6 separate regions of the Homo sapiens genome follow, and regions 2, 3, 4, 5 and 6 are each linked to region 1. A link is a loop called in an ENCODE intact Hi-C map of the cell type or tissue named here. Cell type or tissue: endothelial cell of umbilical vein. All regions are shown on one strand. Region 1 has its middle 270 kb from the start of LINC02398. Region 2 has its middle 98 kb from the start of LINC02398. Region 3 overlaps PDE3A (phosphodiesterase 3A). Region 4 has its middle 90 kb from the start of AEBP2. Region 5 overlaps PDE3A (phosphodiesterase 3A). Region 6 overlaps PDE3A (phosphodiesterase 3A).

What was found. Peaks named below come from ENCODE experiments on the same cell type or tissue, not always from the same donor. Only the 100,000 strongest peaks of a DNase experiment are listed, where the experiment ranks them.
Region 2: a loop joins it to region 1, with 6 times the contacts of the local background. A loop is called at or near these places in 5 of 110 quality-filtered maps.
Region 3: a loop joins it to region 1, with 21 times the contacts of the local background. A loop is called at or near these places in 22 of 110 quality-filtered maps.
Region 4: it touches region 1 in a loop (3-fold over the local background); 2 of 110 quality-filtered maps call a loop at or near these places.
Region 5: it touches region 1 in a loop (11-fold over the local background); 29 of 110 quality-filtered maps call a loop at or near these places.
Region 6: a loop joins it to region 1, with 4 times the contacts of the local background. A loop is called at or near these places in 3 of 110 quality-filtered maps.

Annotation. Positions count from the first base shown.
Region 1 is chr12:19,737,784-19,741,783 of GRCh38, reverse strand. No RefSeq gene overlaps it. Among named protein-coding and RNA genes, the nearest start is that of LINC02398, 270 kb to the left of the region's middle. In endothelial cell of umbilical vein, a CTCF peak has its summit at 2,391 (motif pointing left); a DNase peak (open chromatin) is centred at 2,393; H3K27ac peaks cover 1,223 bases.
Region 2 is chr12:19,914,212-19,918,211 of GRCh38, reverse strand. No RefSeq gene overlaps it. Among named protein-coding and RNA genes, the nearest start is that of LINC02398, 98 kb to the left of the region's middle. In endothelial cell of umbilical vein, a CTCF peak has its summit at 2,322; DNase peaks (open chromatin) are centred at 1,731 and 2,321.
Region 3 is chr12:20,600,256-20,604,255 of GRCh38, reverse strand. The region is part of intron 2 of PDE3A (phosphodiesterase 3A); the gene reads right to left. Among named protein-coding and RNA genes, the nearest start is that of SLCO1C1, 93 kb to the left of the region's middle. In endothelial cell of umbilical vein, no CTCF peak of the experiment used is centred here; DNase peaks (open chromatin) are centred at 1,055, 1,545 and 2,375.
Region 4 is chr12:19,527,522-19,531,521 of GRCh38, reverse strand. No RefSeq gene overlaps it. Among named protein-coding and RNA genes, the nearest start is that of AEBP2, 90 kb to the right of the region's middle. In endothelial cell of umbilical vein, no CTCF peak of the experiment used is centred here; DNase peaks (open chromatin) are centred at 1,521 and 3,591; H3K27ac peaks cover 2,018 bases.
Region 5 is chr12:20,375,038-20,379,037 of GRCh38, reverse strand. All of the region lies in intron 1 of PDE3A (phosphodiesterase 3A), which reads right to left. Among named protein-coding and RNA genes, the nearest start is that of PDE3A-AS1, 6.8 kb to the right of the region's middle. RefSeq lists a silencer at 3,949-4,000. In endothelial cell of umbilical vein, a CTCF peak has its summit at 1,840; a DNase peak (open chromatin) is centred at 1,897.
Region 6 is chr12:20,462,615-20,466,614 of GRCh38, reverse strand. All of the region lies in intron 1 of PDE3A (phosphodiesterase 3A), which reads right to left. Among named protein-coding and RNA genes, the nearest start is that of PDE3A-AS1, 94 kb to the right of the region's middle. In endothelial cell of umbilical vein, a CTCF peak has its summit at 2,483 (motif pointing left); a DNase peak (open chromatin) is centred at 2,504.

The DNA of each region.
Region 1 (4,000 bases):
TACACCACCATGTGGAGAAATGGGCAGTCATGTCAGAAATAATCTTTTTCTTCTGCCTTATAGACCTGACAAGCTTCGCTCACTGGGATATTTTCTAGGAGTTTACATTTATCTCAGGTCCTAGTCTAGGAGGTACATCAAAAACAACTAAAAAAAGATGGTTAGGCGGGGGAAGGGCATTCACTTGTCTAGATGATGCCTTAATAGCACTTAGCATAAATTAACCTAGGAAATTCTCAAGGATCCCTAAGGCATAAAGTAGGCAGTAAGTGTGGATTCTATTTGATAGGAAGTTAAAGGTTTCTGAGAAGAAAAGAAATCAAGTTTGGCAATAGAACATTAAACAGCAATAAACATTTTTGGCTGCTTAGTAGAAGAGGCCCGCTCCTCTGGGAAAAAACCACTGCTCTTTATTCCCCCCACGTACTCCAGTCTTTGTACTTTGAACAGTTGTTCCACTTAAAAGTAACCTACTTTTTACCCAGCAAGAGCTCAGGGACCTGGTTAGTATCAACACTTAGAAGCAGCAGCTTCTGTGAATTTGGATCTTCCTTTCACCTCCTCCTGTATTGTCACTCATCATAAAAACGTATGGCTAGAATAAAGTGTAGCCTTATGAAATAGGCCACATTATTGAGAAATTAAAATTTGTTCTATCCTTCTTGCTGAAAACTCACTGTCCAAAAAAAAAAAAGAGAGAGAGAGAGATTATTTTTTTTTCTTCTGTCAGACTTCCTTTTGTGTTCTGAATTCCCCAGGAGAAGAGGAACCATTTTTGGCTTCAGACCCGTTGGAGCAAATTAAGCAATAGAGTCCCAAAGGGCCTGGAGCGTTTTGCCCCACTAGACCCTGAAGTGAGCTAGATATCCAGAGACTGGAAGCTGGGGATGGTGGACTCTGGAGCAGTGGTGGTAGGTTGGGAGTAGAGGACACGCACCTTCACAGCACCTAAGAAGTAGCAGAGCTTCTGTGTGAATGTCTAGAACCCTGCACAGCGTGAAGGTTCTGTGTCAATGCCCCACGAAGGCGGTGAATGGTAAAAGAGAAATGCCTCCAAAAGGACCACACAAGCTTAAACAACAAACATCTCAGTGACTATCAACAAAGGCAGAGAATGGAGGCCCTGGTCCAATTTTTCTGGTTTATTTAAGCCCCTTGGGTCTTTTCCCATTCTGCGTGAAGTAGGGAAGTTCTCCTTAAAAAAAAAAAAAGAAAAGAAAAAGAAAAAAAAACTTGAGTTTGGATGTCCTGCTAGCCTGCTAGCCAGGAAAATGGAATAACCCATATTTAATTTGATTCATAACAATAAAGAAATGAGATGCTTTTTGTATACTGATATTCTTGAACACCAACTGGATACCCTATCCTACTAATCCCGTACTGCTTATGAATGTTCCCTGGTTCCACAAATATCTCCACTGCAAATGAACTAACTACTCAGTTAACTAGTTCAGAGTTCGGACATTTTATATCTGCAACATGTAGATTACCCTAGTCTTGGTATGCCCCTTTTTTATTAAATTAAACTTTATTAAAAATGTGTGTATCCCTCTTTAAATTTGTAATTACCACGAAAAAAGATTCCTACCATATGTTTTTTGCCTGATTTGGATATTTAGATATATCTGAGGGGCATTTCTGAATTCTTAGCTGCTGTGTGCAGTTTTATGAAAAAAAGCAAAAGCAGAAGAAACATGACAAATTTATCGATCTCCACCAATAAGTCAAGTGGCCAAAGCTCCCTTGCCTTCCATTCCGTCAGAGAATAACGGAGCAAAATGCAATTATAAAGCATAAGGTTCTTGTGCAGCTTTGCTCTGAAGACAGTGAGTCCTGTTTTCTGCTTTTAACTAAAAGCAGTATTTCTACCTTCAAATTGGACAAGTCATTTCACCTCTGTGGGCCTTGGTTTCCTCACCTAAAAGTTTGCATGTTCAACTAAATGATCTCCAAGGCTCTTTATAGCACTAAGATCCTATGATTTCAAGCTATTATATGAAATCCAAGAAACAAAAGACAAGAGGAGCATTGTTCTCATTCTATTGTTCATCCAGCTGGATTTATCAGATTAAGATTCTGAGTTCATAAATAAGAAAGAAAAGACACTTATACAATATAGAACGCATTTGCAGTAAGAGCATTTTTCATCCATATGGATCTTAACTATTTCACGTGCTAACAAATAATTGAACAGACTATCTATAGAAATGGTTTTGTCCATTCATCCACTTTTCTCTATCAACGTAAAAATAACTTTATTGCTTTTTTATAAAACTGTGTTTAAATAAAAATAGGAAAATGCAATTTTCAACAGTTTCTGAGATCTAGTTATGAGAGAAGTTGCCACAACCTCAAACATCTCTTCAAATGAGGACAAAGGTAAGAGTGCCATCTGCTGGCCTAAATTGTCTAATTGTGTCTTTAAAACTTTATACAGTAAAATACTTATGAAACTTACCTACATTCTGCTTTGATGAAAACCCTGAGCTTTTCAATAACTTGATGTGTGGAGCTTAAATACAATAATCATTTTTCCAAGTGTCCAAAATACACAAAGCATATGAGTATAGCAAAATATTACTCCACAAACTAAATAAGTACTTAATTTAAATATATCCTACAATATTTACCATATCGAAAAGCTACAAATCTATTGGGTCCAAAGGTAAGTAGATAGTGTCTTTCTTTAAAAGCTTCTGAGAAAACTAGAATATTTGGAGTGTTTGTACAGCAGGAAATGGTGTCAATCATCAAAAGATCCCTCAGTTTAATAGCAGAAACCTGAATGGTAACTCTATAGACGGGGTTTAATTAAGAAAGAAAGAACACACAGTTAACTTGGAAAATCATATATCAGATTTAAGCATAACTTCATGCCTCCACACTGGCATCAATAGGTAGATGAAGGCCACAATGAAACACTAACTGACTCTCCTCTGTGGGATAGTGTGGTATTAACTTCTGGGCTACCAGGAGCACTATTATTCTTTTTTTTTTTTTTTTTTTTTTTTTGAGACGGAGCCTCGCCCTGTCGCCCAGGCTGGAGTGCAGTGGTGGGATCTCGGCTCACTGCAAGCTCCGCCTCCCGGGTTGACGCCATTCTCCTGCCTCAGCCTCCCCAGTAGCTGGGACTACAGGCGCCCACCACCACGCCCGGCTAATTTTTTGTATTTTTAGTAGAGACAGGGTTTCACCGTGTTAGCCAGGATGGTCTCAATCTCCTGACCTCCTGATCCGCCCGCCTCGGCCTCCCAAAGTGCTGGGATTACAGGCGTGAGCCGCCGCGCCGGTCTTTTTAACCCTTTCTTACCCGCAAAATCCCCTTCAGAGAAGATTCTCTTCCAACAGGATCCCCTATAGCAATGGAGATGCTCAGGGAATGTTTCACATAAAACAAATAAAATTCAATCAGATTACTAATTCAAGTAAGTCTGAGGTAATCTCAGGAAAATTTACTCCATTGCCTGAAATGTTGGATAACTGTATAGGGCAATGCTGAAAAGACATCTAAGGAGGAGTGTGAAACAACTGGAATATTTTTCATTCAAAAAAACTACTTGAAACTTTCTATGTAAAAAGCATTTAACTAGAAAAAAAAATTATTCTAAAGAGATAAAGTTCAATATTACCAAGAACCCAAGAGACAGACAAGCATAGCTTTTAAGGATCCTTGGCATTCCTATTAATTTTCTGTCTTATTTATAAAAATAGTCTCCTAACAATTCATTTATTCTTGGTTTTAAGGATGTTTTATTTTCTCACAATGATATGCTGTGAAGTTGTATGGAAAAGACAGTTATTAAAATATTAAAGTGTAGTGGCTCACGCCTGTAATCCCAACACTTTGGGAGGCCGAGGTGGGTGGATCATGAGGTCGGGAGTTCAAGATCAGCCTGGCCAAGATGGTGAAACCTGTCTCTACTAAAAATACAAACAAAAATTAGCCAGTTGTGGTGGTGGGCACCTATAATCCCAGCTACTCGGGAGGCTGAGGCAGAGA
Region 2 (4,000 bases), 180 kb before region 1:
AAATAACAATGAAAATAAATTTTGTCTCCTAGAGATTAGTAGAGATGTTATATAGTAAATCCAAATGACTCCTGTCAGGTAAAAAAAAAAAAAAGATAACTCCCAATATTATATTTACTTGCTCTAGAGGACATTGACTAGATTGTACCTAACTTAGCAATCTTTCATTCAATATTTATTCTTTCAGTGACTACACTTGTTCTCTAGTATACTCCTTTGAACCAGATTTATCACACTTAGGGCTAATTAAAAAGGTAAATCTTTAATGTGCTCACTTAAAAAAACTGTGTAGAAATACCCAAATCCTATATTAGTATCAGGCATACTATCTCTCCTTAAGGATCTCATGGAGACATAAAGGAGCAAAGGCAAAATCAAACAACACTTTATTGATATTGGCACAGCCTGAAACCCCAACGTGGAGCTCTATGTTAATTGGATTCAAGAATTAAAGAGTGATTTTTCCTTCTACCTAGCCCCAAATCTAAATTTTATGATCAGGCAGCTACCCCAGATTTTTTAAATGAGGAGAGTAAGGTGGGTGGCCAGACTGCCCTATGGATCAGCCTGCCTGCCAGCCACTTGGAAGAAAGAGAGAAGAAAGGGTCATATCCATAGGTAACCTTTAAACGAGTATCAACCCTTTGGCAAATGTGGCCTAATCAGCATCCTGAAATTTGATAAATCAAATTAGCCACAAAATCCTTTTTATTGTGGTGGCAAGGATTAGGAGAGGGGCTGGGCCTTGAGTTAGCTAATCCCCTAGATAGATGCCTATCTTCCACAGCAAAATGGATGTGAAAATAACCTGGGATAGGTTATCATCTAGCTGGAGAGGCCAGACTTTGAACATTAAGTAGTGTTAAACTAAATTTGGCCTGAGGATGTGAGTCCTTTCATAACAAACTGCAGCCTCACTTAGCACATAAACTAACAGAAGACCTAATTTAGGAGTACTCCTGTAACAATACCTGAGTCTCAGCCAGTGACAACAGCTGAGCTTCACTTAATTGCAGGTGGACAACTGATCAGATCTTGTTCAAATAAGGCAAACACCGAGTTGTAACCAGGAGAGCTATCTCTGCATCTTACTTCCTCCTCTGTTTATTAATGCTGCCTGACCACACTGTGGACTGGAGCTCTCCGAACCTGTTCTCGTTTTGAGGGTTGTGGGTTCAGGAATTATTCTTTGCTCAATTAAGCTCTGATAAATTTAATTTGATGAAAGTTTTTCTTTTAACAATAGTAAGACAAGAGCTATCAATACAGATGTTCTAGGGTAAAGGAAGGAAATATTACTATGGACCGGGGTGTTGTAAATGAAATTTGATGGGCAAAATGCAAGATTTTTTTTTTTTTTGGAAAGAAGCAAATACAGGAAAATCCAGGAACGCTTTGGGGTTCTAGGGAGTGGGAGAGTACAGATTCTATCCTGAGATACCAATTTTAATTCTTAAGAAAGAAGAGAGACTTTAATAGAAATTCATGCATATTTAAATAAAATATAAAAAGATGATGGGGGGAGGGGAGAGTCAGTGCAGCAGGACCAGAGGCACAATGCTAAGTTCTAACACACACTGACATCACTGCAATACCCTGGAATAAAGGAAGCCCTAGCTTCCAGCAGTCGGGACTTCTCTCTCTGCAAGCATAGCCTCAAAGCACCTCTGATGGATGGCTCCCAAGACATTTCATTGCTTGAAGTTCAGCAAGTTTGAATTACCCTCTAGACATCAACATTAACTTCACAGGTACTCATTGTTAATCTCCTACTAAAATAAATTGGATTGGATGAAAGAAAATAAAGGGATATGAGGTGGAAGAAGGATGTGTTTGGTTGGGAAAAAGAAAAGAGGGTGTTACAGAGGCTCAACTCCAGACTGATCAAACAATGAAGCTTGGTATGAGCACAGAACCTGCAGTGGAAAAGCCAGTCCTGGCTATGCCACTAGCTGTCTTGGACAAGCCATTTAACCACTCTGATCTTGTTTCCATATCTGTAAAATCAGAGAATTAAATCAAGAGAAATGATCTCCTAGCTTCCTCCGACTCTAATATTTTAAACTTTAATTGTGAGCACAAGAAATTAAATTTAACAGTAGACAAACAATAGAAAAGGAAAGGGACTCAATTTCACAGAAGTAAATCAGCAACAATCACTGGTTCTAACCCCTTTACAAAACCTTTCAGTTGTTTACTTTCTGAATAGAAATCAAGCATATTAGAGAATGAGACAATCACAGTCCTATTCACAATACTGAAACAAACATAAAAAGAACCTCAAGGACAACAACAAAAACACATGGTCATTGTTTTATTAATGAGATGCTGCCTCCTGCAGTACAAGGTCAACATAACACTTAAGCTTCAAATGTTTGCTCACAGCCAGACCATTTTATTTTAGTAGTCTTGCTTTGGGGAAGGTTTTTTTGTATGTTTTTTGTTGTCTTTTTTTAATTAGGGTGATGGGAGAAAAATGGGATAGCGCTTTTAAAAATTGCAGTCATTTGAAGGAAAATGCTTTCTGACTAATTATGCAAGTGTCTCTGAGAGTTGGTTGCCTTCACACGTTCTCTGGAGCCTGGCTTTCTTCTCTGTGCTTTGTGCCACCTGGTTTGCAGCTGAACAAAGAACAATCCTCTCCCTTTTGCATTAGTCTTGCTTGAAGAGTTCATAAGAAAACAGTGATACCAATTGTGGCAGGCTCTTGAGAAAGTGTAATTACACAGAAACAAATAGGGTATGTGTTAGCCTAAATATGTCTGGAGTGATTTATTATACTTGTTACAGTTCAATAAGTTTTTGTCTTTGATGTGGGGGTTTTCACTGAGGAAAATGTATGGCAAATTCTAACAGTAAAATCAGCATTACAAGAGCATGAACTCTGGATCCAGACTGCCTGGGTTTGAAATCCAGCTCTGGCCCTTACCAGCTATGTGACCTGGATTAAGTTACTTAAACTCTCTGTGCCTATTTCCTCAGCAATGAAATAGGAATAATAGTAAAACTTATATTCTTGTTGAATGAGTTAATATTTATAAAGCCCTTAAAACGGCATGTAGTCAGTGCTACGTAAGTATTGACTAGCACTGTATAAATATTTGTTCAAGAAACTCAGAGGGGGATGAATGAAGACCTAAATTCTTACTTTTTAAAATATTTTTCCTTTCATAACCAGCAATCATGTCTCTTTTTTGCATCTCTCTATCTTTAATAATTGTTATCTTTTTCCTATCCTTTTTTTCTCAGATTATTCTTTCTTGTTTTCCCACCATTACGGAGAAAGTAAGAATCAAAGTATCATAGAGCAGGAAAGTATTTCTAATGGGGTTTAGTCCTTTCATCCACAAGGAAAAAGAACTGAAACCTAAAGAGTTTAATTGACATGTCTAGGGTCAAATAAGCTGATAAATGGCTGCTTCCTATCAGACATTCGAAAACTCCTTCCTCTCCAAAACCCACTATTTCTGATACTGAACTTACAATTATTGCCCACCTCTCTTCTCTCTCTCTACCATACCTTACTCCAGCATAGGACTGGGGACTGAGTATCTTGCTCAACTGCATTCTTAATTACCTTTCTAATCTGGTTACTTGAATTCCCTTTTGCTGGCATACATAACGTGCCCACAGTTCTGGAACAAAAATGAAGACACGTGATAGGAGTTTTTTTTTATTTTTTTGTGCATAATATGTAAATTAACATACATAAAATGAGTTAGGAAAGCATAAAATTTAAATCACAGATGATTTTGCATTTGGAGAATTAACTTTATTTAAAAGAATGAAGTTGCATGAAATTCATACTGTTCTAAAATTCAGATGTGTACTCTCCTGTACGGGAGGAAAAAGTGGCTTCCCTCCACACTTCTGGATTGTTTGGGCAAAAAGTTAAATTAACATAAGGCAGATTAACAAGAGAAAAACCATTTAAATTACCTACATAGCATATGGGAGTTCCACAAAATGTAAGACTTGAAGAAGGGTCAGATGATTGAAG
Region 3 (4,000 bases), 860 kb before region 1:
AGTAAATTCATTTTATCTCCCTCCCCTCCCCTCTCCTCCCCTCCCCTCTTCTCTCCTCTCCTTTCCTTTTTTATTTTCTTCTTTCTTGAGATGGAGTCTCGCTCTATGGCCCAGGCTGGAGTGCAGTGGCACGATCTCAGCTCACTGCCACCTCCGCCTCCTGGTTTCAAGCAATTCTCCTGCCTCAGCCTCCCGAATAGCTAGGACCCCAGGCATGCGCCACCATGCCCAGCTAATTTTTGTATTTTTGGTAGAGACAGGGTTTCCCCATGTTGGCCAGGCTGGTCTCGAACTCCTGACTTTGTGATCCGCCTGCCTCAGCCTCCCAAAGTGCTGTGATTACAGGCGTGAGCCACCATGCCTGGCTCATTTTATTTCTTTAGCTCTTGTCTCCTCTCTAAAAAGGGATTAATAGTAATATCGACTGTATAGTGTAATTGATGATTAAATGAGATCATAAACATAAAGACTTGTGAGAGTGCGTGGTCCAAAATATATGTTTGATAAGTATTATACATCACCAACATTATCATTATTGTTGGTGAAACATTGTTGTTGAGAAAGATTGTGTGTGCAAAGAAATGTATGTTGTGCACGTGGGTGTTTGTCCCCTACATGAACTGGGCCAGTAGTTCCTTTATAAATGAAGATAGCACAGAGATATGATTTCTCTACCAAAATAAATAAATAAATTAAATAAATAAATAAAACAATAAAAACAAAAACCTATTTCCACTTCTTACTCTAGGTAAATGCAGTCAGATATATTGTACTCCCTACTGCAAAATACTCATAATAGTCCTGATTTTAATTTTAAGTTCTTAAAAAGTGATTGTACAGAAGTCCTGGTTTCAGTTAATATGGTTGATTGCATTGGAATGATTTATAACACAGGATGTGAAAAGAATTCTAAAAGCAGGCATCATAGCTCCATTGTTGGAAGTATTTTTTTCTTTCTATTTAGTCATCCTGGGAGGCACCCTGGGAGGCAAACACAGCATGGGAGGAATATTCTTAGGGTGGAAAGGGAGTTGGGATAAGAGACGAATAAACAGTGTAAGAGATGACACATAAAAAGGAAATAGTCACTGGGGCTTTTCTCATCCAACTTTGGTCCTCAATGCTGGGAAAAGATGTGTGATGAGTTTTTGGAAGCTGTCTCCTCCTACATCTCTGTAGCACTACGTGCCACTCCATCCCTCCAACTCTTTCTCTGGGAGGCTGTCCGTGATACTAGGAAATGGTATCTTGGTCTTTAATGTACTACATTAATTTAGAAGATGAGCTGGATTTGATACAATGATCTTTGGTGCATTACTGGTTCTGACCTCAGAGACAGCAAAATTGCATATGTGTTTATACTTTCATAGGACCCATTTATAATTTTAGACTTGAAGTTGGTTGGGAAATTTTTAAAAAATGAAATCATGTGAAAATTTTGCAGTAACTCATTGTAGGCTGAACCTTGGCTAAAGGCCATCCTAAGGAAGCAGATGTTTGCGTATTTTAATTTTCTGGCAGGGAATATGAGTTTACATTTGGATTTTTTCCTTAAGATAATATGTATGTACAGTAGGAGGAAAACCTATAGGGCCCTTCATCAAACTGCTTCCCAACATGTCTGTGGGCAGGTTCCATGTGAGATGTGAAACATAACAAACTTCATTAGTTACCAGAATTCTTAACATCCTTCTCTTTTGATGTTCAAAGAGCACTGCAAGTCACCAAATGAGATGGAATACATGGCCTCTGTCCTTATACAAGTCCCTGCAAGCTATCAGCAAACAAGTCAAAAATTGGTGAAAAATTCTGTCTTGTTTATATTTTCTAACTACTTTCCAGACACTAGCGAACTCACGTAACAACTCAAAGTTAACAATTTTACAATAGTGTTTTATTATTTAGGAAATGGAACATACTTATTCATCACTTACTCTAGTAAGAACCCGCATCTTTCAGAAGATAACCTTAGCTGTCTTTAAGTTGCACGCTGGTTTTCTCTCTTTCTCTTAATTAGAAAAGATGATGTAGCTGGCAAAGATATAATAAATTCAGGCAATGAGCTACTCATGTGACTGCTCACACAAATGTGGGAAGGCTTGGTTAAGTACAAATTACTTTGTAAATAAAAAACATTATTATTTCTGTTGTTGGAAGAAACAGGAAGCAAAGAGAACTTAACTGGATGTGAGCACTTCTCTGATATGAGAAAGAGTTTTAAAAAATGATAGGAATAACTAAGAATCTCTGAAATAAGTACGAACTCAGAAAGCTGATAAATGTGGGCTGGTCTTTGTCTGTTAAATATCAAGAATTGCTATTAAATTTGAACTTAAGGCTTCTGTTTGCTTAGGCTAAAAACTTCAGTGAACAACAGATGGCAGTATTCTGCCTTTTAAAAGAATTATCTGACCATCTCTTTTAAAACAAGTGCTACTGCCTCATTAACAGGCAGAATTTAGTTTTTTTTCACAGAAAACAAAAAAAAAAGCTAAAAAAGAATAACTTACATAAGTCTGCTGGTAGAAATAAAAAATTTAAAATGTGTCTTATCCCTCAGGATCATTGTTAAAGTGAAATTACAATTACATAATTAATGATTTGTCTAAGTTGCAAACATTTTAGTTGTTACGTTTCTCAATTTTTATAAGACATATTAGAAACGTGACTTCTTCCCATGCACAATTTGATTAACATTTTCCCACATGTAATTTTCTACTGTGATTAAAATATTAACACAAAACATCAAATGCCTTTGAACACACTGTTTTGTGGAACTTTACTGCCATTTGTTTTATCCATATCAACACTAGACTTTTTCCTGCCCCATATGCAATGGGTGTTTATCTAGGCTACTGACTTGCCTCTTCTACACTTAATCCAGGACATCTTCCCTGACTGCTTCAGGACCATACAAACATTTCCACGTTAATGCCTATTGGGATATTCCATTCATACTCTGAAAACAGCAGAAACGAAAGCAAGCCAAAAAACAAACAAACAAACAAACAAACAAACAAACAAAAAGCCTTGGAGCTATACCTTTTGAGAAACCTTGCATCTCTGACCAGATCTTACATATATACATAGATCCTCGTTGCAATAGCACCTGCCACAATTCTCGATTCAGCTTTTGGTATGTCTATATGTGATGGTCTGTCTTCCTCCTTCAGGCTCAAAGTTGTGCAAGGACAAGGGCAATGCTAGGTTTCATTCCCCCAGTGTGGTATCTGGTACTTTGTGGGCACTCAATAATATGAGAAATGATGACTGCATAAGTAACATACTCCAAACCTTCAAAGATAAGTAAATGCCCTCTCTCCAATTCTGTACCTTAAAAGACAAGTAAATTAAAGTGTTTGAGACAGTTCTTTGAAACAAATCACTGCTTTTCTGGAAGCCATCTTAAAACATTCAACCTCCTAGCACAATTGCATGTTCTAATCTCACACTTAAAGTATACTGAGAATTGTTACACTGAAATACTGGAGTCATGATTAAAAACTATTATTTAACAACCTGATTCTGGAATAAGCACTGTCCAGAAAACAGTGAAAATGCCAAGGAGAAGTAATAGTACTGACACAAAAAGCAATCCTACAAATTTTTCCACAATTGGGTACATACATGAAAAGAGTAAGCAAAGGATTAGGGTGTGTTTTCTGGAAAAGGAAAAGATCTTAACAGGCCTGGAGGTAAAGAATGGCCTTTTGAAGACAAAGCTCAGGTGAAGTACACAGTGCTTCAGTTTGAAAGGTTGACACTGGAGAGGTCTGAGGAAACAGATCATGGCAGGAATATGAGCCATATTCAAGAGCTTTGATTAACTAGTAAGGGCAATAAGAAAGTCCTGTAGAATACTGGCATCATCAGTATGTGTGGAGAGAGGAGTCAGGCTAGCTTTCAGGATGAAGGTTTGGGAAGATACGTAGCTAAGAGTCTTTCATAGAATGAGGAATCAAAAGAGAAGGAATCAGTTTGGACGAGGGTACTGAGGTAT
Region 4 (4,000 bases), 210 kb after region 1:
TTTGCACCAACCTAATTAAAAATGTGTAAAATACATGTAATGGGAATACAAGGAGAGACAGAAGAACAAAGGAAATATATGAAGCAATAATAACTGATAATTTCCTAAAATTAATATCAGACAACAAACCACAAATCTAGGAAGCTCAGAGAACACCAAGCAGGATAAATGCAAAAAACTTGCAAGTAGGCATTTCATATTCAAACTGCAGAAAATCAAAGATAAAGAAAAATCTTGGAAAGAGCTAGAGGAAAAAACTCACCTTATCTACAGAGCACCAAGGATAAGAATAACATCATCCTTTTCAGAAAACATGTAAGCAAGAAGAGAGTGAGATGCTTAAAGCGTTGAGAGAGGGGGAAAAAAACCCCCCACCAATCTAGAATCCTATATCCTGTGAAATTATCCTTCAAAAATTAGGGAGAAATAAAGACCTTCTCAAACAAAATTTGAGGGAATGCGTTGCCGGTGGTCTTGCCTTGCAACAAATATTAAAAGAAGTTTCTCAGAGAGAAGGATAATGATACAGGTGAGAAACTCAGGTCTATATAAAGGAAAAAAGAGCAGTAGAGAAGGAATCAGTGAAGGTGAAGTATTTTTAATGATTTTGCAACATATTTATCTTGTTTGTCATCAACTAAAAGTCATTTCAATCCCTAGGCAATCAGTTGCATAACAACTGGAAATAGTTTCAAAGCATGCAGAGAGATGAGCAAAGCTTGGTTAGAATGTGTATGACACTGATTAATATACTTTCAAAGATGCTTATTCTTTTAACACAGCCTTGCAAAATACATTCAATTAACTATTTATCAAAGTGGCACATTAGTAAGATTTCTGGATTTATAGTCAAGCAGAACTGTTGCTGACTGTATGTCTTGGACAAGTTACCCAAGTATCTCATTTGTAAAACAAAAATAGTAAAACCCACATTTCATACATTAACTGTAAGGACTAAATGTGAAGGCTAAACAAATTCCCCTAGCCCACTGTCCAGCTAATTCTAAATGCTTACTACCCAGTTATAAATGCTATGAATCTTCCAACATCCTCATGCACTCCTTCATAAATTAGTTCAAAGCTAGCAAGTTTATGGCCAACCTCTGATAAGCATATAAAATTTAAGAGCATGCATTTCGTAGAGATCACTCCAGCTGCGCCTTACTTTAAAATTTTTCCTCTCTTATTTCTATTCATTTTTTAAATTGTTATCTTGCTGTATCATGAAACCTTTTTGAATTACGGGTGGGAGAAGATTAAAAGGTAAGATACCAAACTAATAGTTTTATATTTTTTCCAAGAGATGGATGAAACAACGCCAGAAACAGCGTTCTAGAAGTATCTCAACCTCTAATCTTCATAATCAAGTATCCAATGCAGGCCTGCTAGTCCATATTCCCAGCCACAGGAAGTGCCTGGTACACACATATTTGTTATATGATTCATTTCTGTACTTTCACTTTTTCCCTTTTCTGGCAAAAAAAAAAAAAATCAATTATTTCCTGTTTGTACAATCTGCTTGGAATACATGTCTAATGTTCAAATTTCGTTATAAACAGTAAATATCAACTAACTCTCTATGCCAAATGTCATTCTCTATTTCAGGAAATATCTCCTATGTTGCTAAGTTCCTATACAATCTACACAATGTCACAAAATAAGCCATCCATCATGCTGGAGGAAAAAAATAATTGTTGGCTCAGTCCCATGTTAATGAGCCTACTTTCCCCCAATTTGGAAATAGGTGTAGGCTGGACTTCTCTACCAGTTTGAATATGACATACCATAATGGCATACCATATTTTTGTGTATTTTAGTGTTTTAAGGATGTTTTTGGTGTTTTATTACTTCTCACAAAGATAAAATGGGAAATTTATTCTAGCACTGCTATTCTAGTACTTTAACATCCCACATAGAAAGAAAACATATATGGCTACTATAAGACCAATACATAGCCAGAAAGGCCACCACCTTCATGAGTAAGTTCAGGTACCCCCCACGATACCCAAGGAAGTTGGAACTGATTTAATAGGTAACATATTTTATTAAGAACTGTTAAAAAAAATTAATTTCCCCAGTAATGAATTCTAATATTTTCAAATCTTACTCTTCAGTAAGTCTTGAATGTTTTCAAAAAGTGATTTATTTTATGTTTTTCCCTCACTGGGGAGCAGGGCAGAACAGCAGCCTTTGGGCTAGTTTCCCCATCACCAGTCACGTAGGTACATCAAAACAGTTATCTTACCAGTAAATCTTTCACATAAAGCCCAAGCTCTAGCTTATTTGGAACACAAGGCCCTCAACAACTGGTCCTCTCTACCTCTTCAGACTTAGCTCCCACCACTCCTGGCCGTCACCTAGACACAAAGCTCTTGTTCCACTCTACAGTCACAGAAATCCCTGTCTTAAACCCCTCCATCTTCCCCTCCATTCCCCATCACTAAGTCCCAGGTATTACTTCAAAGGTAACCTCTGAGGTGAGCCTGCCTGAATGCTCTAGAGGTGGGTCAAGTGCTCTCTGTGCTTCCACATTACTCCAGGCGTACCTCCAACAGGGCACTTCACACTGTATAGAAATTACGCTAATGTCACTATGCTCTTCCTGTGCCCACATCTGGAAAGTGTAAACAAAACACCTTACTCATTTATATCCCAAGTACCAAGTATATGCTGGGTACTAAAAATTCATAAAATTGTGGTAAACTTTTTATATTTTTTTACATTTCCTGTTTCCTCTTGCAAATTTCACCTTATTCTTCCTACATCTTTTGAAAAATCACTTCCTGCTAGCCGGGTACAGTGGCTCATGCCTGTAATCCCAGCACTTTGGGAGGCCAAGGCAGACCAATCACCTGAGATGGGGAGTAGGAGACCAGCCTGACCAACATGGAGAAACCCTGTCTCTACTAAAAATACAAAATTAGCCGAGCATGGTGGCGCATGCCTGTAATCCCAGCTACTCAGGAGCCTGAGGCAGGAGAATCATTTGAACCCGGGAAGCGGAGGTTGCAGTGAGCTGAAATCGCGCCACTGCACTCTAGCCTGGGCGACAGAGTGAGATTCTGTCTCAAAAAAATAATAGAAATACCACCATGCCTGGCGTGCCTGTAAACCACTCAAAGTGCGGATCCCCCTGCCTCAGCCTCTCAAAGTGCTGGGATTATAGGCGTGAGCCACCGCGCCCAGCCTAATTTTTTTATTTTTTAGTAGAGACGCGGTTTCACCATGTTGGCCAGGCTGGTCTCGAACGCCTGACCTCAAGTAATCCACCCATCTCAGCCTCCCAAAGTGTTGGGATTACAGGCATGAGCCACTGCGCCTGGCAGGATGGCTGATTTAAATTGGTATTCAGTACACAGGAAATAAAAGCTAAGCAGTTTTCTTTCTGTTTCTAATTTTTTTTTTTTTAATCACCAGCAACTTGAACCATGGACCAATCATTCCTGACCACCACTTGGCAGCTGATAAGCTTATCAGAAGTATATTTCTACTAGGTCTTAGGTTAAATCCGTACTGCTTGCAACTCAAGTGTCCAGCGTCCTGCTCTTGTTCAAGCTGATCCCAAGCAGTTAGAACTGTTCACTGGAGGTGAAATGATAAACTTACCTTTATGCATGTGTAATGACTTACCACAGATTTCAAAAATATATATAAATTACATCCTCAGCCTTCCTGACATCATTTCCATTATACATCTCTGACTCATGATACCCCCCCAACTTGGATATCTAATAAGCATCCCAATCACAAAACATTCAAAGCTTAATTCTGAAACTCATCCCTCCCCAAACCTGCTCCACACTGCAGTCCTTCTTGCTATCACTATCTCACAGCAGTTCCATCCTACCAGTAGTTTAAGCCATAAACGCTGCAGTCCACCCTGACTCTCTCATACTATAACCATGCTATCAACAAATCTACCTTCAAATGAAAATCCAAATCCAAATCGCTTTTTTTTTTTACAGCAGTTTTAGGTTCACAGCAAAACCAACCATTATTT
Region 5 (4,000 bases), 640 kb before region 1:
AAAATTTTTACTAAAATCCTATTAAACCAAAACCACAAGATTCTTGCATAAAATTATTTCAATATTCTAACAAGGTACTGGGAGAGACAGAATGGCATTCCTTAAAATTTTAAACACATTCGGAGGGAGAAGACTCTATTAGGTAAAAAGAAAATGAAATGAAAGAAAATGTGCATGTAGATAGAGATGGAGAACAGAAAAAGACTGACCAAAAAAAAAAGTACCAGAACAACCTCTATATTAATTTAAATCAACTTCAAAATTAGCCAGAGCTAACAGTGACTAGTTACATTCAAGTATAAACTCTTTCAAGAAACAGATGTGTGTTACAATGACATTTCATTCTTCAGCTAGCTTCTTCAAGAACTCTAAATTAAGTCAGCTTTTACCAGAAGCGAGCCAGCATCCACATTATTTCATTTTGTCCAAATGTGCTTCTTTGTATACCATGATTCTATTGCCTTTTGATCTTTTTAGAATTTCTAGTAAGTGAAAATCTATGTATCTATGATATAAAATCTGTCTATATTAATCTGCAGTGTAAAAATAAGTAATATACCCTGTCCCAATCACTAAAAGCATCACACACAGATATAAACGTTATACACATAATAAATGTATTTTTAAAAGTTAATCTATATATCTATATATAAAGTAAAATGCCATATATAATTTTCTCTTTATTTCTTGATGTAGAATTGGAATTACGGCTATTGTTAACGAATTCATAGAGTATAAGGAAAGGTGATGGAGAGGACATGACATTAAACATTTCCAGACTTTTTCATCTGAAATCAGTTTGAAATTGCAAACCGGAGTGAACTCAGAAAATGGCTCCAAAACTCACCTAATCTAAATTCCTACTTTAAAAATTCCACACTATCAAAATCTCCAATCTGCTCTATACACAGAATGAACCATTTTCATTGTGTTTCCATGAAAGTGGTATTTATATAAACAGTAGTGAAAAGTTAGCCCTTTACAGACACTGTTACAATTTTCATCCATTAAAGCTAGGAGCAGGCTTGTGACTTTTAGTTTCCTAAGTTACAAAGATAATGACCTACAAACATAAGCACTTTCATTTCTAAAGAGACATTAGATAACCCAATTATAGACTAATCATCATGAACATGTGTTGTGTTTACAGTGTATCCATAAGCAATCCCTGTTACATACCAAACTCCTAAAGGCAAATTCATAATTAACTGGAAATATTGATACTGTGTTATAAATCAGGTTAATATAAAGGTCTTTTATTAAGGAACTCTGCTAAATCTCCCCCTCCGATGAAAATAATCATATTTTAAAATAAATGCAATAATGAGAAATGAAGAAAAAAGGGCAAATAGACTTGGCAACTATTAGAGTGGTACAAAAATGAGCTATCAAGATTACACATATAATTTTAAAGACTGTATATTGTTATTAAATCTACAAAGACTTTTCATTATAACTGAAGAGGTGACATTAGTATCTCAAATATTACAAATCTTTAAAAATATAGAGCTGCACTGTCCAATATGGTAGCCATTAGCCACCTGTGTCTATTTAATACTTGAAATGGGGCTAGGCCAAACTGAAATGTGCTTTAAGTGTAAAACACACACAAGATATTTAGACTCACAAAAAAACAGAATGCAAAATATTTCATTTTTTTTACACCGATTACATGTTGACATGCTATGCTGGGTTAAATAAAGCATATTATTATAATTCATTTCATCTGTTTCTTGGGTGTGTATGGCCTCTAGAAAATGTAAAATCAAATGTATGGCTTGTGTTGTATTTCTACTGGACAGTGCTTATCTATAATGTTTATAGGACTGTTTTCATCAAAGCCACTGGGTGACACTGTTTCTTCACTAAATTGATACAACCAAAGCAATTTTCTGCCAGGGGAAAATCACACATGCACACACACAAATCATAAATGCACATACAGGTACACACATGCACATGCACATACACACACTTCAGCAAACAATATGTGCCCCCTGTAACCAGTCATCTTCTCAGGAGGAAAGAACATGAGTGCCCTTAATGTAATATTATTATTATGTTAGCAGGACTGGCTATACTTGAAAGCTTTAATAATCATTCACAGATTCCTAAATAACAAATGACAGCTCTAATCAAATCAAAAACACAGACATTGCTTAGTTTGTGACTTCTCTCAAATAGCTTTCCATCTTCGAAATGGTAATGTTCTTCATGACCTCCTCTGATATTATACCCTATTTACTTATATTTTAATGAAATTCTAAGGAAACACTGCAAAATAACAGGTGAAAAAAATTACCAGCTGTTTTTGCTAATGAAGAAATGCCTTAACAATCTGCAGATTATGCTTTGCCTTGAATTTGGAAATCCTGAACATACAAAAATAAACATATTGAAAATCTAAAATAAAAATATTCAATATTTAAGCCACTGCTAAATACTTTTGTTTGATAAGACTCCACAAAGTTAGACTTTTCAGTGCAACTGATATTCATTTACGTGACAAAGTCAAGAATAATTCATTCCAGAGGCTACCTGGTATTAACAAGTTTTGTGTTATTTACACATCTGACACTCAATCTGATTATTCAGTCTTCTAATGCTGAATGAGAATTTAGAGTTGGCTCCATGGGAAAAATTACAAATGATACCCAGGGTTAAAGTTAGCAGCCTGACTCCTTTCCTACTGTTTCCTCAGTAGCACAGTCAAGTCAAAGAGGAAATGGACAAAAGCCATCTTGCCTTGGGCTATCTTCACACATATAGCTAACTCTCAGTTTCCTTCTCTCTAAAATCAGACTAATTGTAGTCTACTAACTACAGCCTTTTCAGAATTAAGCATTTAAAATATCAGTGCAACCAGCTATTTACAGTCATAAACTAACTCGACATAAATACAATCAATCAGTGTACTATTTTGAAGTGTAACATGTCCTAAATGAAATATTATTTTACCTTTGTTTCAGAGCAGACTGTAAAGGTACACCAAAGTAATTTCCATTTTCAAAAACATTCTCCATGTCTTCAAAATGTAAAGTTGCTTAAAATCTAAGCCATTTATGTTTAACCATCTATGTGTTGAGGACCTTCTGAAAACCTATGACACTAAGACTTTTTGCTCCTAAGAATGAACAAATGAAGTTCTGCATACAATTTCAGAGAGGAGATGAATGAGTCCTGGAGCCAGGTTAAAAACCTGCTCCAAGTTATTATATGCATTTCTCCATTATCTAAGATATTTCACTGTGACTTCCCTTTTTCTTATGTTCACTTCTCATTAATCTCACTAGGCTCTAAACTTTGCAGAGACAAATGCTGTGTCACATCTATCTGTATATTATTTTTGATTTTTAGCACAAGGACTAATGCACAGATAAAATGTGTTGATTTGAGACCTGGTAGGTTGATTGATCAAAGGCCTTTATGGATAATGGGTAACATTAGCTATGGGTAGCATCTTCTTTTAAAACAGTGGTATACATTCACAATGAACAGGTATGGTCAACTAATATTTTTTACGATTGTCATACAACACATCTTCCTCTAAACTACAACTCAGGCACATCTGTTAGACTTTTTTCTCAGTGATCAAATCTGTATATTTTATATCAATAACAGCACAAACATACATTCTCAGTTCAAAGTTAAAACAATTCCATAGTAGCCTTACTAAAAAAACAAACAACAACAAAAAATCTCCTTTAATAAAAAATACTACCTATCATGAAAGTATATATAGGTAATTACCAAAAGGATTCAAGTTTCTATATAAAGGAATTATCTTCATTTGAACATTAATGGAACACATCTTTAGGTGCAAGAATAGGAGACTGGACTTTCTGAGGGTCTTCAGAATTATTTCACAGAGGTTCATTAAACACATGAATGCAGAATATAAGCATAATATTTTTTAATCTCAATTTGAGGGTTTTTTTAAGAAGATATAAACACCACACAGAAATGGAGCAGGAAGACTCCACTGAAGAGGAGACATATG
Region 6 (4,000 bases), 720 kb before region 1:
CTTAAAAATAATACACTAGTCATAATTTAACTTTTAAATAATTTCTTTAAAAGTACACTGAAAATTTTAAAAAGCATTCACATTCGAAGTATTACTCATGACCACTCATTATATCACATTATAATCACTTAAATACAACTCAGCGCACCCTGTTAGATGGTCTACTGAATGGCATCTGTGTATCTCATTCACTTCTTCCTCTCCTCCTTGAAACACAGGAGAATTGTTGCTTTGCATTCAGCAAGAACTCTTAATTATTAGAACCTTTGTTTATATGCTTCATAATATTTGGATTTTTAAAAAATTATTTGCTCATATAAAAAATAGTTTCATTCACAGATTGTAGCTGTCAGTGCTAAGTGTTTGTGCTCCGTAGAAGCATCCTGTTTCTTTGCTTGTCTTCCAAGAGTCTGGCTGTCAGGCATTGGAATGGGAACAATTTCCATGTTGCATAACACGGTTCAGTGTACTGGACAAAGGGTGGGGCCTCAGGACTCCAGTGACTATTTGGATAGATCTCTAGGGAACATGCTTTTCAAGAGTGCAAAGACAGAAAAATAAATGGGCCAGGGGGTCAGGTTTTAACCTGCTGACTTAGTTCATTGGCTCTTCACACTAGGCAACGGGCTCTGCACCACTTCCATTGAAACGTGGTTTCTTATTGATCCAAAATCCCCAAAAGGGAGATCTAAGATGAGTAATATTTTTTGGCACAAGTTGGTATTATTTATAACACTTCCCTGTTCTGGAATATTCTTTTAGATATAGTCTCTCAAGTTCTAAGAAGTAGGAACTGTTTGTCCTACCTTCTTTCCCTATTTCATCCATCTCCAGGACTTTCAACTTTTATATTTCCTATTTTATTTAGGACATGCTACCATTTTAAATTTTTAAAATAAAAGTACTGGCTGGGCACGGTGGCTCCTGCCTGTAATCCCAGTACTTTGGGAGGCTGAGGCGGGCAGATTACGGGGTCAGGAGTTCCAGATCAGCCTGGCCAGCATGGTGAAACCCCATCTCTACTAAACACACAAGAAATTAGCCAGGCACAGTGGCGCGCACCTGTAGTCCCGCTACTCGGGAGGCTGAGGCAGGAGAATTGCTTGAACCTGGCAGGCAAAGGTTGCAGTGAGCCAAGATCGTGCCACAGCACTCCAGCCTGGGTGACAGAGTGAGACTGTCTCAAAAAAATAAACAAATAAATAAAATAAAATAAATAAATTTTTAAAAATTACCTAGAGAATTAACATTCTAACACACGTAAGTACTTAGCTTGGGGAGTTGGTAGAAAATTTTACCATCAGAGCTGTGAATGAGCGTGTGTAATCCAACAACGTAATATGAACCAATATAAGGGCTACTCTATTCTTGGAATACATATTCTGCAAAAATGAAAACTATGACATGCTATTAAAGAGAAGAAATTGTTAAGCAACCTCCAACTTCATCGACTTTTATCCTCAGAAAGGAAGATTTGATGAACTTAGACCTGGAATTTAATGAACTATATGTAACTAAATATTTTTTAAAAATTGAAAATAAAAATGGGGTATGATGAACCTTAAAACACAGGAGTTATGCACAACGGCTAAACTTCTAATTTCATTTTTAGAATTTCATATTCTCATATGTAACTGCTTCTTAATTCATAATACTGAGATTTGCTAGGGGTATAAATAGAGTGTGCCATGTTATCAGTTCATCATGTGGTGAGAATGTTTATCCTAAAATATCTGTTTTTCTCTCTATAAAATATGATTGGATGGTAAATAGCTGGGTATGTCTAGAAAGCCCTGTATAAACAAAGACCACAACTTCTTTGCACATGAGAAACTAATGTCTGTATCCATGTGTCTCATTTTATTCAATCCCACGTCAGCAATTTATAGTCCTGCACTCACTCTTCAAGGAAAATGAAAATTTGCATAGTGTACAATCCTGGCCATAGAAATTAGCATGGGCTTAGGACCCACCTGAAACCAGATTGGCTTTGAGAGTAATCATGATTCAGCTCACGGTAAAACATCTTACCGTAATAGCCATCCAGAAGAAAATCTTACTTATATAGAGTATATTTCTTGGGCCTACAGAAGGACAGTCATCATACTGAAGTACAGAAAAGATAATTATGATAACAATTAGCCAAGCAATGGGAAAAAACAACTTACTCAATATCAAAGTTATTGATATAAAAAGCGAGAGCTGAAAAAATAATTCCAATATTGATTTACTAAGTGACAGTGAACCTTGTTAAGTGAATATATTGCTTTCTAAGTAAATATAACCCTCATTTTGAAGGGGATATATTAAATTTGTGGATCTATTGAAATACCATTTAAATTATCACAGGCATACTCTGTTGAATTATTATGCAATTATATTTGTGTGCATTCCATATAATGTTAATAAGGGCAATAACATTTCCCATCATTTCAATGATACAGGGCACTTTTTCTTTTGGAAAAATAGTCACTCTGAGAACAGAGCCATCTAGTGGCAAGTGCAGAATAATGATTACAACATAAAATGAACTGTGAGCCTAACAGTATCATTAGTAAACATTATCATTAACAACCTAAACTAAGTGGTAATGAATATTAAAGGTTCTGCTTTTCAGATAAAGAAATAAATTAAGTGGAAAATCCATCTATAAAGGGTGTCCACATTCTTTATACCATATGGTCTTCGTTTTGTAAAATAGAAAAGTCTAAAACAAGAATTACACACGCATATACAATACATATACACACAAACACACAGACACAAAACAAAGGAACTATGCCAAAATATAAACAGTTCCCCAGCCTGGGAAGTGGGATTAAGTATGTTTTGTCCCCTTCTTAATGTTTTTCTGCATTTTCCTCAGCAGGTACATACTACTTTTGTAAGTAGAAAATGTAATATTTAAAAATATATTGAGAGACTACTGAAAGAAATATGAAAACAACAAGAGCAGATTCACTAATCTTTCAGAAAATATATTTTCTATTTGCAGCTATACATCCTTGTAGCTCTAGAGATTGTTTGCTATGATATAAGCAAAATAATACCTTTTGATATATTTACCATAGGCTTAGATGATTCTTCATCTAGGAATAAATCACAACATGCTTAGATATTAGGTATATAGCATTAAGATTTGAGCAATAAATAACAAGTATAACATAATTATGTTGAGTTTTAAAAATACATACAAATTACTTATCTATATACTTAATATTGCAAAAAACACAGTGAGGTAGCAAAGGAAAAGATAATTATTTTCATTTTATAAAGAAGTGGAGATGTACAGACAGCACATATTTATCTCCAGCTCTGTCACTGATGAGTTGAAAGTTTTCTGACAACTACTCTATTGCTTTTCATACTATAACAATTTTGATACCTGGAACTTAAAAATATCTGTAAGTTATTTTCATGTTTATTCTCAAAAAGTCTCATTGGTGGCAATAGCTACTCTTCTTATTCCTCTCTTTAGATTGACACAGATGATGTCCTATAACTGAGATAATTTATCATGGGCATAATCAAGAGTATAGATTTGCCAGGTGCAGTGGTTCATGCCTGTAATCCCAGCACTTTGCGGGGGCCAAGACAAGAGGATTGTTTGAGGCCAGGAGTTTGAGACCAGCCTAGGCAACACAGGGAGACCCTATCTCTACAAAAAAATTAAAAATTAGCCTGGCATGGTGGTATACTCAGGAGGCCGAAGTAGGAGGATCCCTTGAGCCTGGAAGGTCAAGGCTACAGTGAGCCATGATCCTGCACTGCACCCCAGCCTAGATGACAGAGTGAGATGCTGACTCATAAAAAAAAAAAGTATAGCTTTTACTTTCTTAAAGTATGTTGATATTTTACAAGACGTTTTTAACAAATGAATACCAAATTGCATGAAAGCTTGAAGTAAATGTTTAGAGTAAATGAAGAATAAAAAAACTTCAGACATTGAAAATAACATTTTTTAAAATCCAAAAAATCAAACTAAAATTTAAAATAGAGC